Regions from separate parts of the Homo sapiens genome. Here region 2 is linked to region 1. Evidence: chromatin contacts called from ENCODE Hi-C data. All regions are on one chromosome and are shown on one strand. Each heading gives the region's core, a stretch centred on a gene start or an enhancer-like site at or near the end of the contact. The rest is flanking DNA. Distances are from core to core; before and after follow the strand shown.

Region 1 (7,674 bases), core at 3,599-6,098:
AGATCCCAGGAAGGAGGGGTGGGAGACATGCCCAGGGAGAAGGTACCATGCCATGGGGCCATCATCGCTACAAACCAGCTCACCCATCAGGCTCACTGGGCTGGAAGCTATGGGGGAATGCAAAACATCAGACCAGCAAAACTGGAATCCCAGCACTTTGGGAAGCTGAGGCGGGCAGATCACTTGAGGTCAGGAGTTCAAGGCCAGCCTGGCCAACATGATGAAACCCCATATCTACAAAAAAATACCAAGATTAGTCAGGCATGGTGGCATGCGCCTGTGGTCCCAGCTATTCAGGAGGCTGAGGTGGGAGGATCGTTTGAGCCTGAGAGGCAGAAGCTGCAGTGATCCCAGATCATGCCACTGTGCTCTAGCCTGGGCAATAGGGCAAGACTCTCTCTCAAAAAAAGAAAGAAAACAATCAAACACAAATTGGGACACATATCTATTCCACATCAGCTAATCAACTCTGAGTGTCCTGTACTGCTTGGATAAGTAACAAAGTATTACATACTGACATTATTCCAAAGGAGTTTACAATCTACTAGAAACAATTAGGATTTAAAACATAAGAGCATGAACAAGAAGACAAATAGTTTGGAAAACTACCATACTAAAGTTCAGAGAAAGCTTCATCAAAGGTAAAAATTGGGCTGGGACTGGGCACAGTGGTTCATGCCTGTAATCCCAGCACTTTGGGAGGCTCTCTTGAAGTCAGGAGTTCCACATGGAGAAACTCCGTCTTTACTAAAAACACAAAAATTAGCTGGGCGTGCTGGCACACACCTGTAGTCCCAGCTACTTGAAAGGCTGAGGCAGGAGAATCGCTTGAACCCAGGAGGTGGAGGATGCAGTGAGTCGAGATGGTGCCACTGCATTCCAGCCTGGGTGACAAAGCGAGACTCCATCTCAAAATAAATAAACAAACAAATAAAAATAAAAATGTTGAGCTAGGTTTTGATGTTTAGAAAGCTTGCTAAGTAGGAATGAGGGCACTACAGGGTGGGGCAGTGGCATGGACAACGGCAGAGAGGTGGGACTTGGTGTGTGCGTGTGTGTGTGTGTGTGTGTGTGTGTGTAGAAAACAGAGGAAGACAAGTCTCATGTGCCAAGGGGTCTGTGTCCCAGAGCAGAGACAGCCTGAGGGCTGAGAGGATCCACATTCCAGAGATCTTGGAGGCCAGAGGAAAGAATGTAGATTGAAGGGAAGATGGAAGAAATGTTTCCTACAGAAGATTAGACTGGGTGAAGGAAGTTGGGAGAAAGACTGGATTCGGGTAATGGAAAGAAAAGCAAAGAAAGAGGTGGACCTGAAGAAAATACAGAAAGAAGGGATGTCATCTGGTGACGGCTTGGAAGGAGAAGGTGAAGTGGGAATCCCTGCAATTTCATACCATGAAGAAAGCTGGTATTGCTGAGAACCAGGCCAGTTAAGCAGAGAAGATGGGCGAGGGGTGAGTGGAGGGGTAGGGAGGAAAGGGGGTGGAGGAGGGAGGGGACGATGAGTGGTTTGGTGTACACCAAGCTTGTCCAACCCACGGCCCAGGATGGCTTTGAATGTGGCCCAACACAAATAAACTTCTTAAACATTCCGTAAACTCCTTAAAACATTATGAGTTTTTTTTTTTTTTTTTGCAATTTTGTTAGTGCAGTAGCTATCATTAGTGTATTTTTTTTTTCTTTTTTTAGACAGAATCTTGCTCTGTCACCAGGCTGGAGTGCAATGGCACAATCTCAGCTCCCTGCAACCTTTACTTCCCAGGTTCAAGCGATTCTCCTGCCTCAGCCTCCCGAGAGCTGGGACTACAGGCATGCGCCACCACACCAGGTTAATTGTTTGTATTTTTAGTAGAGACAGGGTTTCATCATGTTGGCCAGGCTGGTTTCGAACTCCTGACCTCAAGTGATCCCCCTGCCTCGCCCTCCCAAAGTGCTAGGATTACTGGCTTGATCCCATGGTGCCCAGCCTCATTACTGTATTTTATATGTGATTCAAGAAAATTCTTTGTCTTTCAATGTGGCCAGGAGGCGGAGGTTGCAGTGACCCAAGATTGCGCCACAGCACTCCAGCCTGAGCGACAGAGCCAGACCCTGTCTCAAAAAAAAAAAAAAAAAAAAAAATCAGACATCTGGCACTGAAAGAAACCATTCCGCTTGAAAACAGGTAAAGATATGATGCCAGACACCCAGACACCAGGTACTTCACAGTCTGGCTGGAGAGCAGATAGCCATGCACGAAGTACCTATTAAGACCAGGGTGCAAACTCAAACTCCTGAGGGGCCAGGTGAAATTTCATCCAGGCTGCAGTGCAATGGAGCGATCTTGGCTTACCATAACTTCCGCCTCCCGGGTTCAAGCGATTATCCTGCCTCAGCCTCCCGAGTAGCTGGGATTGCCGGCGTCTGCCACCATGCCTGGCTAATTTTTGTATTTTTAGTAGAGACGGGGTTTCGCCATGTTGGCCAGGCTGGTCTCAAACTCCTGATCTCACGATCCACCCTCTTCGGCCTCCCAAAGTGCTGAGATTACAGGTGTTAGCCATTGTGCCTGGCCCTTTTCTAATATTCTTTAACAACTCTGCTTTCTTGGATGGGAATTCATGAGCTCTAGTACTTGAGGAGATTTTCATCTGTAGATGTTAGGATTTTCTTATCTACTATATTCAGCACCCATCCTGGAGCAAACTCAAAGAAAATCTGCCTTGGATCCTTCTGAGTACTGAACATTTGAAGAGTTCTTCTTTCGTGATATCCAGTAAATTAGAACTGTCCTTCCTGGCAAGCTCAAGTTGTGCTTCAGGAAATTTGGCAGGATCTGCCAGGTTCCCACGATTCTTTGCATTGGTGGAATATGGTACCAGTGCTTCAGAAGGAAGCATTCTTTTTGGAATGGGTTGTCTCCAAAAAGAATGGAACAGGTTTGGATAGAATTTCCAGACTTCTTGGATCCTGTAAGGCTGTAGTGACACCACCACCATTTTTTTCAATTGCAGCAATAGCTAGTTCTGAAGCCAACTGTACTTCAATATTAACTTTTTTTTTTTTTTTTTTTTTTTTGGACAGGGGGTCTCACTCTGTCATCAGACTGGAGTGCAGTGGCATGATCTCAGCTCACTGCAACCTCCACCTCCCGGGTTCAAGTGATTCTCCTACCTCAGCCTCCCAAGTAGCTGGGACTACAGGCACGTGCCACCATGCCTGGCTAATTTTTGCATTTTTAATAAGACGGGGTTTCACCACGGTGGCCAGGGTGGTCTCAATCTCCTGACCTCATGATCCACCCCCCTTGGCCTGCCAAAGTGCTGGGATTACAGGTGTGAGCCACCGCGCCCGGCCCAATATTAACTTTCACCTGAAAGGTGTCTGCGGCCTTTTCGACCAGCTGAACACCATAATCCTCTTTAAGTGGCTGAATGGTCACACCTCTTCCATTGACAAGCTGGGTTAAGTCAATAGGTTGAGTAGGATCAACACGACCCAAATCAGTAACATATTACAGTCTATTGATACTTAAAGGTTGATACTGGTGTCTGAAGCTAAGTCCTTCATTAAATCTGTATTTTGGGATTCCGATGTAAAATAGAGTCTGGCCATCCCCAAAGCCCAGCAGAGCCAGTTTCCTCTCTGCCTTTCTCTTTTATGGCCTCTGCCGCATTTTCTACCTCTTCTCCGACCTTTTGGTCGTCTCATGGGTTTCCTGGAGCCAGGATTCCGCTTTAAATTGGTCAGGCTCATGCGCAGCAGGGCCCAGAGCTGCCATAACCTGCGAAAAGAGTTTTATTTCTTCCTTTCTGACCTGTATGTCTTTTGTTTCCTAATTGCATAGCCTAGATCCTCCATCTGGTACAATGTTGAATAGGAGTGGTAAGAGAGACACCCTCGCTTTGTTCCTGCAATCGGGGGGTGGGGGGAAGATTTCAGTCTTTCACTACTCAGTATGAGGCTACCTGTAGGTTCTTTGTAGGAGCCTTTCATCAGGTTGATGAAATTCCTCTCTATTCTTAGTTTGCTGAGAATTTTCATCACGAAGGGTGTTGGATTTTGTCAAATGCCTTTGCTGCGTCATTTCCACTCACATTTCATTGGGAAAACCTGTTATACCTGTCCAATAGCGGCAGAACATCAGGTAAAGGCCAGTGGTGACAGCTGTGGCAACAGGCCAAGCTCCAGACCTTGCCAGGCTAGAGGTGGCCTGGGGTTGGAGCAGGCTTAACCCCCTCCCTCTGCTCAGAAGGTCCAGCATCCTGACCAGACTCGGCAGCTTATTGAATTTGCCGGGGTGCAAGCTTCCTTGCACTGTCCACATGTTCTTACCAGGGAAGGGTCTACCCAGGGCCATCCTGCCTCAAAGGAGAAGTGGTTTACTGTTTTCTCCACCTTTAGAGGGAATGAGGGTCCCTGCTCCTGGTCCTTACTCTACTCCACTGTCCAATTGGCGCATGCCCTGAGGCTCTCATTATACAAATTGGAAGCTAAGGTGCAAAAGAACTAAGAATTTGCATAAGGTCCCCAACAGGTGAAGGCAGGCCCCAAACCTAGGATCTAGATTTCGTTTTTCTGACCCCGCTTCCTTTAACCTGCAGGGCTGGCCCAACGCCCCGGGCTTCACCCAACACTGGGCGCAGGCGGGAAGGCCGAGAGGCTGGGTCGGGCGCCCAAGCGAGGGCCCAGGTGGGGCGAAACAGGCGCAGTCAAGGGGCTGGCACCTTGGCCCCCCGCCGTGGATTCAAAGGGTCAGGCTCCGCCCCCTCCAAGCCCCGAGCCCACTTTGATGTGCTGATGCGGCCTGGAAGGGGCCACTTCACACCTCGGGCTCGGCATAAAGCGGCCGCCGGCCGCCGGCCCCCAGACGCGCCGCCGCTGCCATGGCCCAGCCCCTGTGCCCGCCGCTCTCCGAGTCCTGGATGCTCTCTGCGGCCTGGGGCCCAACTCGGCGGCCGCCGCCCTCCGACAAGGACTGCGGCCGCTCCCTCGTCTCGTCCCCAGACTCATGGGGCAGCACCCCAGCCGACAGCCCCGTGGCGAGCCCCGCGCGGCCAGGCACCCTCCGGGACCCCCGCGCCCCCTCCGTAGGTAGGCGCGGCGCGCGCAGCAGCCGCCTGGGCAGCGGGCAGAGGCAGAGCGCCAGTGAGCGGGAGAAACTGCGCATGCGCACGCTGGCCCGCGCCCTGCACGAGCTGCGCCGCTTTCTACCGCCGTCCGTGGCGCCCGCGGGCCAGAGCCTGACCAAGATCGAGACGCTGCGCCTGGCTATCCGCTATATCGGCCACCTGTCGGCCGTGCTAGGCCTCAGCGAGGAGAGTCTCCAGCGCCGGTGCCGGCAGCGCGGTGACGCGGGGTCCCCTCGGGGCTGCCCGCTGTGCCCCGACGACTGCCCCGCGCAGATGCAGACACGGACGCAGGCTGAGGGGCAGGGGCAGGGGCGCGGGCTGGGCCTGGTATCCGCCGTCCGCGCCGGGGCGTCCTGGGGATCCCCGCCTGCCTGCCCCGGAGCCCGAGCTGCACCCGAGCCGCGCGACCCGCCTGCGCTGTTCGCCGAGGCGGCGTGCCCTGAAGGGCAGGCGATGGAGCCAAGCCCACCGTCCCCGGTTAGTGTCCCCTTCCCCGCGCCCCCTTCGTCCGTGCCCCCGCGCACAGCCCCACCGCCCGCCAAGGTGAGGACCAGGCACCCTGCTGCTCCCCGCCGGCAGCCTGGCCACCTGGCCACCATAGTATGCCCAGGGCTCCAAGAAGCGAAGGCAGGGAAAGGCCACGCAGAGGACTGGGTCTCCCCTCGCTAGGGGCCCCCTGAGAGTGGAGCCCACGAGCGCGGACACCCGCACAAGGCCACCAGTGCTTGAGGGCTGCGCTGTTCCGTCTCTCCCTACAGCTCCTTCCGGGCGACGTGCTGGCTCTGTTGGAGACCTGGATGCCCCTCTCGCCTCTGGAGTGGCTGCCTGAGGAGCCCAAGTGACAAGGGACAACTGACGCCGTCTCTGTGAGCACCGAGGCTTTTTGGCCTCAGCACCTTCGAAGTGGTTCCTTGGCAGACTGCCTTTCCTGGAAGAGGGCACGGGCGATCCCGACGGGGGCATTCCTGCGGGTGAGAGCCGTCCCCACCGCGGCGGCCCTTCTCAGCCCCTCCCTCCATGGAGGGACCCATAGGGCTAGACACTTTGAGGCAAGCAGGAGGCTCTGCCTAATGTGAATTTATTTATTTGTGAATAAACTGTACTGGTGTCAGTTGGCAATTTCTTCTTCCTACCCGTGGACACAGAGCTCCCTCTCTCCCTCCAAAGAAGAGCATGGGAGAGGTGGGAGGGGTTCTTGCAATCTTTAGCCCCCCGACCCCCACAGGCCCAGACCCCTTTGGCCTTACCCCCAGCCCTGGCTCAGCATCTAGTCCAGATGGGTCAGCCTGGAATGGGTGGGGAGGGACGTCCTGTGAGAAGGCAGCGGCAAGTAGAATCTGCTCATCTTTTCTTTGAACCTGGTGGGGAACTGGTTAAAACCAAAATATCTGTGTAGAAATACAACTCCATTATTGAGTATTTATTGTATGTACATCAGGTACCTATTATACTCAAGTAACCATTTTACAGAAGGATGAGGATCAGCGCTCAAGCCCAGGTAGGCCTCCAGAGTCCCAGCGCTCAGCTCTTGTGGGATTTTGCCAGCTCCATACATGTTGGGGCCTGAGGGATAACAGCTCCAAGGGGTTATTTTCTTGCATCCTGTGGTCTTATTCTCCATGCACGGGAGCATCCTGGCCTTGGAACTCCCCCACCCTCCGCCGGCATTTTCCCATCTGCCTTTTCTCTGGTTTCCCCACCTTGTGGCTTAGAGACATAAATAATGGTGTGGCGGTCCTGAGTTTATATAACCATGACCTCCTACAGGCCTAGATGGGGTGAGATGAGGGGCCCATGGGGTTGCATCGGAATCCACACAGGCAGTTGCGTGCCTGTCTGCATTGGCTGGATTCACATCAGGGAGCAAGAAACGGGAGGCTTGAGCCCAGAAAGTGTGTCCTCATCCAGCCAGGGTGTCTGGGCAACAGTCATGATTAGAGGGTGCGGTGGGGAGAAGGGATGTGTAGCCTCTCTGCCAAGCGTCCTTTACCCTCTATGGATAGATACCCAGTTCTCCCCTCCTCTCCTTCAAGTGTCTGAAACACAGGCTTCAGTGTCTGTTTTTATAAGAGCTTTATTAGGATACAATTCACATACCATAAAATTCACTCTTTTAACAACTGAATGGCTTTAGTACATCCACAGAGTTGTGCAAGCATTGCCACTAATTTTAGAACGTTTTCACCCCCCAAAAGAAACCGTATACCTGTTAACATCACTCCTCACTATTCCCTACTCCCAGTCCCTGGCACTCACTCTTCTAGTCTCTGTCTCTATAGGTTTGCTTTTTCAGGACATTTCATATAAAAGGAATCGCAAAATACGGCCTTTTGTGTCTGGCTTCTTTCACTGAGCACAATGTTTTTAAGGCTCATCATGCTGCCTCCTGTGTCAGAACTTCGTTTCTTTTTATTGCCCAATAATCTTCCATTGTTCAGCTACATGACAGTTGGTTTATCCGTGGTTCATCCGCTGATGCCGCTCGGTTTGTTTTTCAACTGCTTCAGAGATCACTTCCAGTACTCCGGCCCGGGCCAGGAGGGGCGGTAATGCAGAGTGGGAT
Region 2 (7,674 bases), core at 2,196-4,695, 1.3 Mb before region 1:
AGCCCCATTTCTGGCCATGGAACACACTGCAGTAGCCCTTCTGCACCAAGGACAGCTGAGTGATGAGGCTCTCAAATGCCCAAACCATGTTTTCTCTAGAGGAATAAAGTTTCCAAAGGGCAGAGCAGCAAACTGATCTTTATGTTAAGCCTATAAGATAGAGGCTTTAAATAAATTTGCCATATGATATTATGTAAATGCATTTCATGGTACACTGAAGGTCAGCATATTTCCAGATGATCCCAACACTTTTCCATGATCATAGAAACTCTTCTCATTCTCAAAGAAAAAAGAATATCTAGCAAGGACTGCTGGCCTGTTTGCTAAAGATGACCTTTTCTTTTAGTGTGGGGGAAAGGAAACAAAAAATCATAATACTAAGATTCAAAAGAAGCACAAACACAGTCCTCCATCCGGATGGGAGAAATCTGAATGTTGCGTTCCACAGTGTCCTTAATTCCTGTGCTTCCTGTTGCCTTGCAAAGACCTATGCTTTCTGCTTCCTGCATTCGTTTATGCTCTGAATGACCACAAGTACTTATATCTACCAACCAACCTTCTTCTAAACACAGAGTTTAGGATTTCATCCAGTTCCTTAAACAATAACTCAGCACATACATCATAGTGACAAATAGGAATCCTAAGAGGCAATATCTCAAATACCTGCCGTGTTGCCCCTATGACCTCAGGTCCTACTGCTGTCCCGGGTGTCTGACTCAACAGCAGCTTCCGTGGCCTCCTTTCTGGGTCTCTTGGGAACACACCTCTCTCCTATCTCAGGGTTTTGCAGGTGCTGCCTGCAACCTCTGGCTTCCTCCCTCACTTCCCCAGATGTCTGGTAAAATGTCATTTACCAGAATCCCTGGCTTCCTCCCTCACTTCCCCAGATGTCTGGTCAAATGTCATTTACCAAAAAGCCTTCCCTGGCCAAGCTGTATAAAAATAAATAACAAGCCCCACCCTGCCCTCTGGCAGCACTCCCCAGTCCTCTCAGCCAGCTTTATTTTTCTCCATTACAGTGTCTCATTAGCTGATACACTCTATACTTATTTATTTGTCCATCATCTTACACACACACACATACACACACTCTCTCATTAATTTAAGCTCCTTGAGAGAGGGCTTTTTTGGTTGTTTTTGTCTGTATTCTCCACACATAGAGCAATGGCTGACACATAGTAGGAACTTAATGAATGAACTGCCATTTCTTGAGCACCTACTTTGTGCCAGGCAAGTTATATATGATGATCGGGTAACAATGAGTAAATATTTTAAAGTATCTTTTCTTTAATTATTATAAGAATCCTATTACTGTCTCCATTTTACAGATCAGGAAACTAATGCTCAAAGAGGGGCTGAGTAACTTGCCCAAGACACTCACCTAGGTCTGTTTGAGCATCCACGCTCATGCTTCTTGTAGTGCACGCTGCTTTTCAAATACCTTAATGATGATGTAGGCGCATGTAACACACATCTCTGGCAAATACATAACACAAGAGCTTTTCATTCTATCATTTTTCGTCACCCATCACAGCTTTGGTCCAGGAAGAAACATCCTTGAGATTGGATTTTCATCTCCCAGAAAAGACTGGTAGTAACAGCTTTAGTTTTCCCTTATTCCACCCATTTAGGGAAAATCAAGGGAGAGTTTTCCTTTTGAACTGGGCTGGGACAAGAACAGATAGGTCGGGGACCCAGGGAGAAGCAGACAGAAGTTCATCTGCTCTGAAACTCCCTCAGAATTTTCCAGAGTCCCTGCCTTTGTGAAGTGTTGCTTCAAAACCTTCATAGTCCTGGAATTCAGGAAAAGCATTCATTAAAAAAGGAAAAAATTAAAGTCTGACTTGTATTGTGTGTGCTCCTCTCTGGGTGTCAGCCTGTGTCTACTGGGGTCTAGTCACATACTGCAAATACCAGCCCAGCCGAGACTTGTAAAGCTCTGCCCACCCAGTGGCAGTGATGGCAATGGTGTGGGAGAGTCATGTGGGTCACTCCCGGACCGAAGAACCAAGAGAGCGACCCAGTCCCTGCTGAAATCCACGCCATGCCTAATCCATGAGGGCTTCATTTTTATACTAATCACTGCCACTATCAATTTCCTCCTCCTCTCTGCTCTCACTGCTCTTTTCCAACACCATCATGAACTTATCCACCTCCTGATTACGAGTGCTTCTCCCCCTACCAGGTGTGAACCTCAGGGAGCCAGGACATTGTTATCATCATCTCTGCATCCCCAAGGACTAATCCCATCTCTGACAAATACTAAGTGCTCAGTAAGTATTTGCTGACTCAAGAAAGATGCAGAACGAGCCTGTACCTACTGCACCAACTGGAACAAGCAGAACAAGTCACCTCTTCTGGAAAGGGCAGGAAGCAGAAACACAGAGGAGACCAGCATAGACCAGAACCACCGCTGAGCCGACTACAGTGCCCAGTCCTCCCTCATGCACCCTCCTTACCCCTCACCTGCCACTCTCTGAGCCCCAAAGCCACCCACATTCACCTCCCCAAGGGCTAGAAAGCCAGCAAGCATTCCCCCAGCGTCCCACCCCACCCCACTGGGGCTGCTCTTATCAGAGCCCAAGACACCAACGTTAAGTTACCCTTAAACGGAGTAATTTGCATCTGTAATTTCCGGATAAAGGAGTGTATTTCATCAGCCCTGCTGAACCCTGGACAGCAGAGATTTCTACCACCCGTCTGCCGAAGACACAGCGGTGCCTTGCTCCTCCCTGGCTAAACGCATTTGCTAGCCCATCCCTGCAAAACAAGTCATTTTCTTTCCCTTGCGCTAAAACCCGTCCATAAACAAATCCTTCTGTGTCCCTAAGAAACGGCTCCCACGCCCACGGAGGGCGCCCTGCACATACAGAAATACACACTCACAAACCCCAAGAGCCACCAGGTGTAAGCACGTTTGAATTCTGTTCTTTAAGAACAAGCCAACAACAATAACAAAATCTATCTACTAGAATGTAACTGAAACTAAAAGCAGCGGCTAGGAAGCTTATGGAAACGGAGCTATAAATGCCAGCAGCCTGACATTTATAAGTTGCAAAACTACTTATGGCGCTAATAGTTCAAACAGGGTTTTAAAACAGCCCTTGGGGAGGCCGCTTTCAAAGAAGCGCACAGCTCCAGGCAGCGGGCAAGTCCTTGCTTTTCTGCGCCGGTTTTTCAAGACTCTCCGATCTTTTGTGCCATTTACTATGAACAGCACTCAGCTGTGCGAGCGTGTATATTTCAGCCCAGGCAGGCGAGTCTGGGAGCCCTGGCGCACGCGGGGTCCGCGCCCCGGCTGGGTCGGTTGCACCGCAGCGAGCAACGCAGTCCCCTACCTGGGTGGCAAATCCGCTGGCGGCCGCCTCCGGATGCAGGCAGAGCAGCGTCCGCCCCGGCAGCCCCGCGTGCAGCTCCGGCTAACGCGGAGCTGGGCGATCCGGGCGGAGGCAGGCGCCGGCGGGTGTCACACCTGCATCACCGCGCCCACGCCGCCCCCGCCAGCCGCCCAGGCGCAGCGCGCAGCGCGCCCCCGCGCTACAGAGCACGCGGGGCGGGAGGCTCCTGGGTCCTCTACTCAGCGGGATCAGATCCTAACCCGCTTTCTTCCCGGCCCGGGCATTAAAAGTATTCGCTGCGGGCAGCTCTGCTTCTAAATCTCCTTCTGATCGAAGGCTGGGTGTGGAGATAGCTCAGAGGGAAGGAGGACCAGTGAGGCCGCAAGGTCTCCGGATTTGCAGACCAATAAATATTAAACTTCTTATTCCTCGAGTTTTGTAACCAGCTGATCATGGGCGTCGTCTCGCTGTCTCCACCCCGCCTAGGGCGAGGGGGCGCTGTGGACTCCACATGCCCTTCCACCCACTCCGAACTAGGATGCGTCAGAGGACTAGACGCAAGTTCCCGGGAAGGGGAATCCTCTGATCACGCCGCCCCCAAAGTATCGTCGATCATGGTGCTGTTCGACTGCTTTGTTCTCGTTTGCCTCATCAGGAACTGAAGAGAACCTACCCGGCCAGCGCGGGGAGGAGGAAAGCCTGCAAGGCTTGGTGCATTCAAACAAGCCCTCCACCTCTGTCTCCCTCCTTCCAAACCACCACCCACTAACTCCACTGACGAGAGTTCAGCAAACTAAACTGCCAAGGCTCAGCACCGAAAGACTCTTTAGGAGCATAGGGCTCCTTCTAGGAGCAAGTAAGGAGCAAGGAAAGGACACTGGAAATTCGGATGCGGACTCAAACAGCACAACACTGCAGGTGCCTGGCCCCTCTAGGATCCGAAGCTACGTTCCTTTCCTAACAGGGCTAAAATGAAGGCCAGTTCTGGAAGAGCCTTCCCCCTCTTCTCCATGGAGCACATCCTCCATCATGAGGTCTTCAGCTGGACTCCCCACTCTCGCTGCCGTCAATGACCTGCGCTCCAGCTCCCTGCCTCTTCCCTGGCTGGGGCCTCCGCCGACTCGCACCTGGACCACCCGCAAGGACTTCAACTTCTCAGGCTCCTGGAGTCATTTCTCAACATGTAAATCTGATCTTGACTCTTTCCTACCTAAAACCATGTGATGGCTTCCCAGTGTCCTTGAAAAATCCGAAACATTTTTTTTTTTTTTTTTTTGAGACAGGGTCTGGCTCTGTTGCCCAAGCTGTGGTGCAGTGGCTGGATCACAGCCTCAACCTCCGCAGCTCAAGCAATCCTCCTGCCTCAGCCTCTCAAGTAGCTGGGACTACAGGCATGCGCCACCACTCCTGGCCAATTGTTAAACGTTTTGTAGAGTAGAAGTCTCACTCTGTTCTCCAGGCTGGTCTGGAACTCCTGAGCTCAAGTGATCCGCCTGCCTCAGCCTCCCAAGCTGGGATGCAGGCTCGCGCTACAGCGCCAGCCTAACACATCACATTTAGTGCTGGAAAGCAAACCCTTGCTAACCCCCCACAGCCTCACCCCTCCACCCTCATCTTTTCCCCTGTACTCTGGCCATATGGAACTTCTAATTCCTTGGACGTGCCTCACTCTTTCACCTCTAGGTCTTTGCACATACTGTTCCCTCTGCTTGGAATGTTCTCCTCCTCCCATTCCTCTTACCTCTGCCTAAAGCCTTATTCTCAGCTGAGCCATCTCTTCCTCAAAGAAGTCTTCCCTCATTCCTGAAATACCTGAATTCTCCCTGCTCCATGTGCCCAGAGCTACCATTAGTTCCTCTACTACAGCACCCAACGCCTTACTAAAGTTGTTGTCCGGCTTCCATAAGAGAATGTAAGCTGTAGGAACGCACGCCTCTGTTGTCTGCCTCATATGGACAGGGACCCAGAATATCGTATCTGCTTAATATCTATTGCTACAGCCACCATCCAGATTAAGGTGGCAAACAGTCCTGGCATCAAGGGGTCTCTTTATGCTCTTTCCCAGGCAATACCAGTCACCCTCCACCTAGGTGTAACCACCACTCTGACCCTTTTCAGCAGCAATTAGTATCACCTGCTCTTGAACTACTCATGAATGGAGTCATACAGTATATATATAGTATGTACTCTTTTGGGTGTGGCTTCTTTTACTCAAAATAATGTCTGTGAGATTCTTCCATATCATTACATATATCAGTAGGTCATTTTTTTCTTATTGCTGTATGGTATTCTATTGCCTGAATATAACACAATTTATCCCTTCTTCTATGAGTGTACATTTGAGTTGCTTCCAGATTTTAGCTGTGATGAATAAAGCTGCTATGAACTTGTTTTTTGTTCTTTTTTGGTTTTTTGTTTTGTTTTGTTTTGAGAAGAAGTCTCGCTCTGTCGCCCAGGCTGGAGTGCAGTGGCATGATCTCAGCTCACTGCAACCTCCACCTCCCAGATTCAAACAATTCTCCTGCCTCAGCCTCCCAAGTAGCTGGGATTACAGGCACATGCCACCAAGTCCGGAAAATTTTTGTATTTTTAGTAGAGACGGGGTTTTGAAATGTTGGCCAGGCTGGTGTCAAACTCCTGACCTCAGATATCCACCCACATCAGCCTTCCAAAGTGCTAGGATTACAGGTGTGAGCCATGGCACACAGCCTGTTATGAACATTTGATAGACATATGTGCTCTTTTCTTTTGAATATGAAACTAGGAATAGAGTTGCTGGGTCACAAGGTAAATGCCTGTTTTTGCCTTAGTAAATAGATACAGTACTTTGCCTTAGTAGATACAGTACTACCAAACAGTTTTCCAAAGTGGTTGTGCCAATTTACAGTCCTAGTCCCATCTGCAATATTTGAGAATTCCAGATGTTCTATTTCTTTGCCATAACTTGGCATTATCAGTGCTTTTAATTTTAGCCATTCTTGTGTGTAGTGTAAATTACATTGAAGTTAAAACTTTGATATAGTTTTAATGTGTGTTTCTTGATTATTACTAATGTTGAGCAATTTCTTATGCTTATTGGCCATTTGGATATTCTTTTGTAAAGTTTCAAGTCTTTTGACCAATTTATTGGGTTTTCTGTCTTTTTCTTATTGATCTGTAGGCACTCTCTCTGTTTTAGGTATAAATCCTTGGTTGGATATAGTAATTTTAATATCTTCTCCGTGTTTGGGGCTTATATTTTTATTGTCTTAATTTTAATGACACACAACATTAATTTTTTCTTTTGTGATTAAAAGACAAATGCTTTTGTGTGTTTTGTTTAACAAATCTTTCTTTGTCTCAGGGTTGGGCATCTATTGTCTGGTGTTTCTTTCCTTCTACAAGCCTTTGTTTTACCCTTTACATTTTAGTTTATTTTCTATTTGTGCATGGGATAAGGTAGGCTGAAATTTTACTTTTATTTCAAGATAGCAGTTGCTCCAAAACCACTGTGGAAAAGATCATTCTTTATGAATTAGCTTGCAATAGCATCTTTGTTATAAGTCAAGTGACCATCTATATGTGCATCTATTTCTAGACTCTTCATTCTGTTTCACTGGTCTGTGTACCTATACTTACACCAACACTACACTGTCTTAGTTACCTTTATTATAAGTCTAGAAATCTGATCATGTTTGCCCACCTTTTTTCTTCTTCCAAGTTGTCTTGGTTCTTTCGGGTCCTTAACTTTTCCACAAGAATTTTAGAATCAACTTGTCAAATTATGCACACAATCCCTGGTGGGATTTTGATTGGCATTGCCTTATATCTATAGATCAATTTGGTGAGAATGAACACCTTAGCAATACTGTCCCCCAATAATTTTACATTTTATATCTCTCTACTTATTTTGTCTTCTTTAATGTCACTCAGAAATACTTTCTAGATTTCAATGAATAGATCTTGCCTATGTTTTGTTGTATCATGCTTAAATCTTTGATGTTTTCATTCTATTGTAAATAGTACTATAACTTCATTTTTAATCTTATTGCTAGTATACAAAAATACAATTAATTTTAGATTGACCTTATATCAGTATCAAAATAAAACTTATTTCGATATATTGTTCTTATATTTTATATCCTTTTAATTGCTAAATTCACTTATTAATTTTTACAGCTTGTATAGGCCAGGCGCGGTGGCTCATACCTGTAATCCCAGCACTTTGGGGAGGCCGAGGTGGGCAGATCACAAGGTCAAGAGATTGAGACCATCCTGGCCAACATGGTGAAACCCCGTCTCTACTAAAAATACAAAAATTAGCTGAGTGTGGCAGCACATGCCTGTAGTCCCAGCT

The links. A loop is a pair of places that touch in the nucleus more often than their neighbours do.
Region 2: a map of posterior vena cava shows a loop between it and region 1 (28-fold over the local background). The contact joins the promoter of SV2B here to the promoter of MESP1 in region 1. A Hi-C loop is called at or near these places in 2 of 168 maps with a recorded cell type or tissue (lower leg skin and posterior vena cava).

What each region holds. Positions count from the first base shown.
Region 1 is chr15:89,748,423-89,756,096 of GRCh38, reverse strand. It overlaps MESP1 (mesoderm posterior bHLH transcription factor 1), which reads left to right and starts at 4,848. Exons shown (of 2, transcript NM_018670.4): 1 at 4,848-5,588; 2 at 5,870-6,222. The coding sequence starts at 4,866. The coding sequence ends at 5,953. It also overlaps the pseudogene MRPL15P1. RefSeq lists silencers at 4,798-5,227, 5,288-5,577.
Region 2 is chr15:91,096,028-91,103,701 of GRCh38, reverse strand. It overlaps SV2B (synaptic vesicle glycoprotein 2B), which reads right to left and starts at 3,445. Exons shown (of 13, transcript NM_001323032.3): 1 at 3,339-3,445. RefSeq lists a silencer at 3,219-3,618 and an enhancer at 3,668-4,209.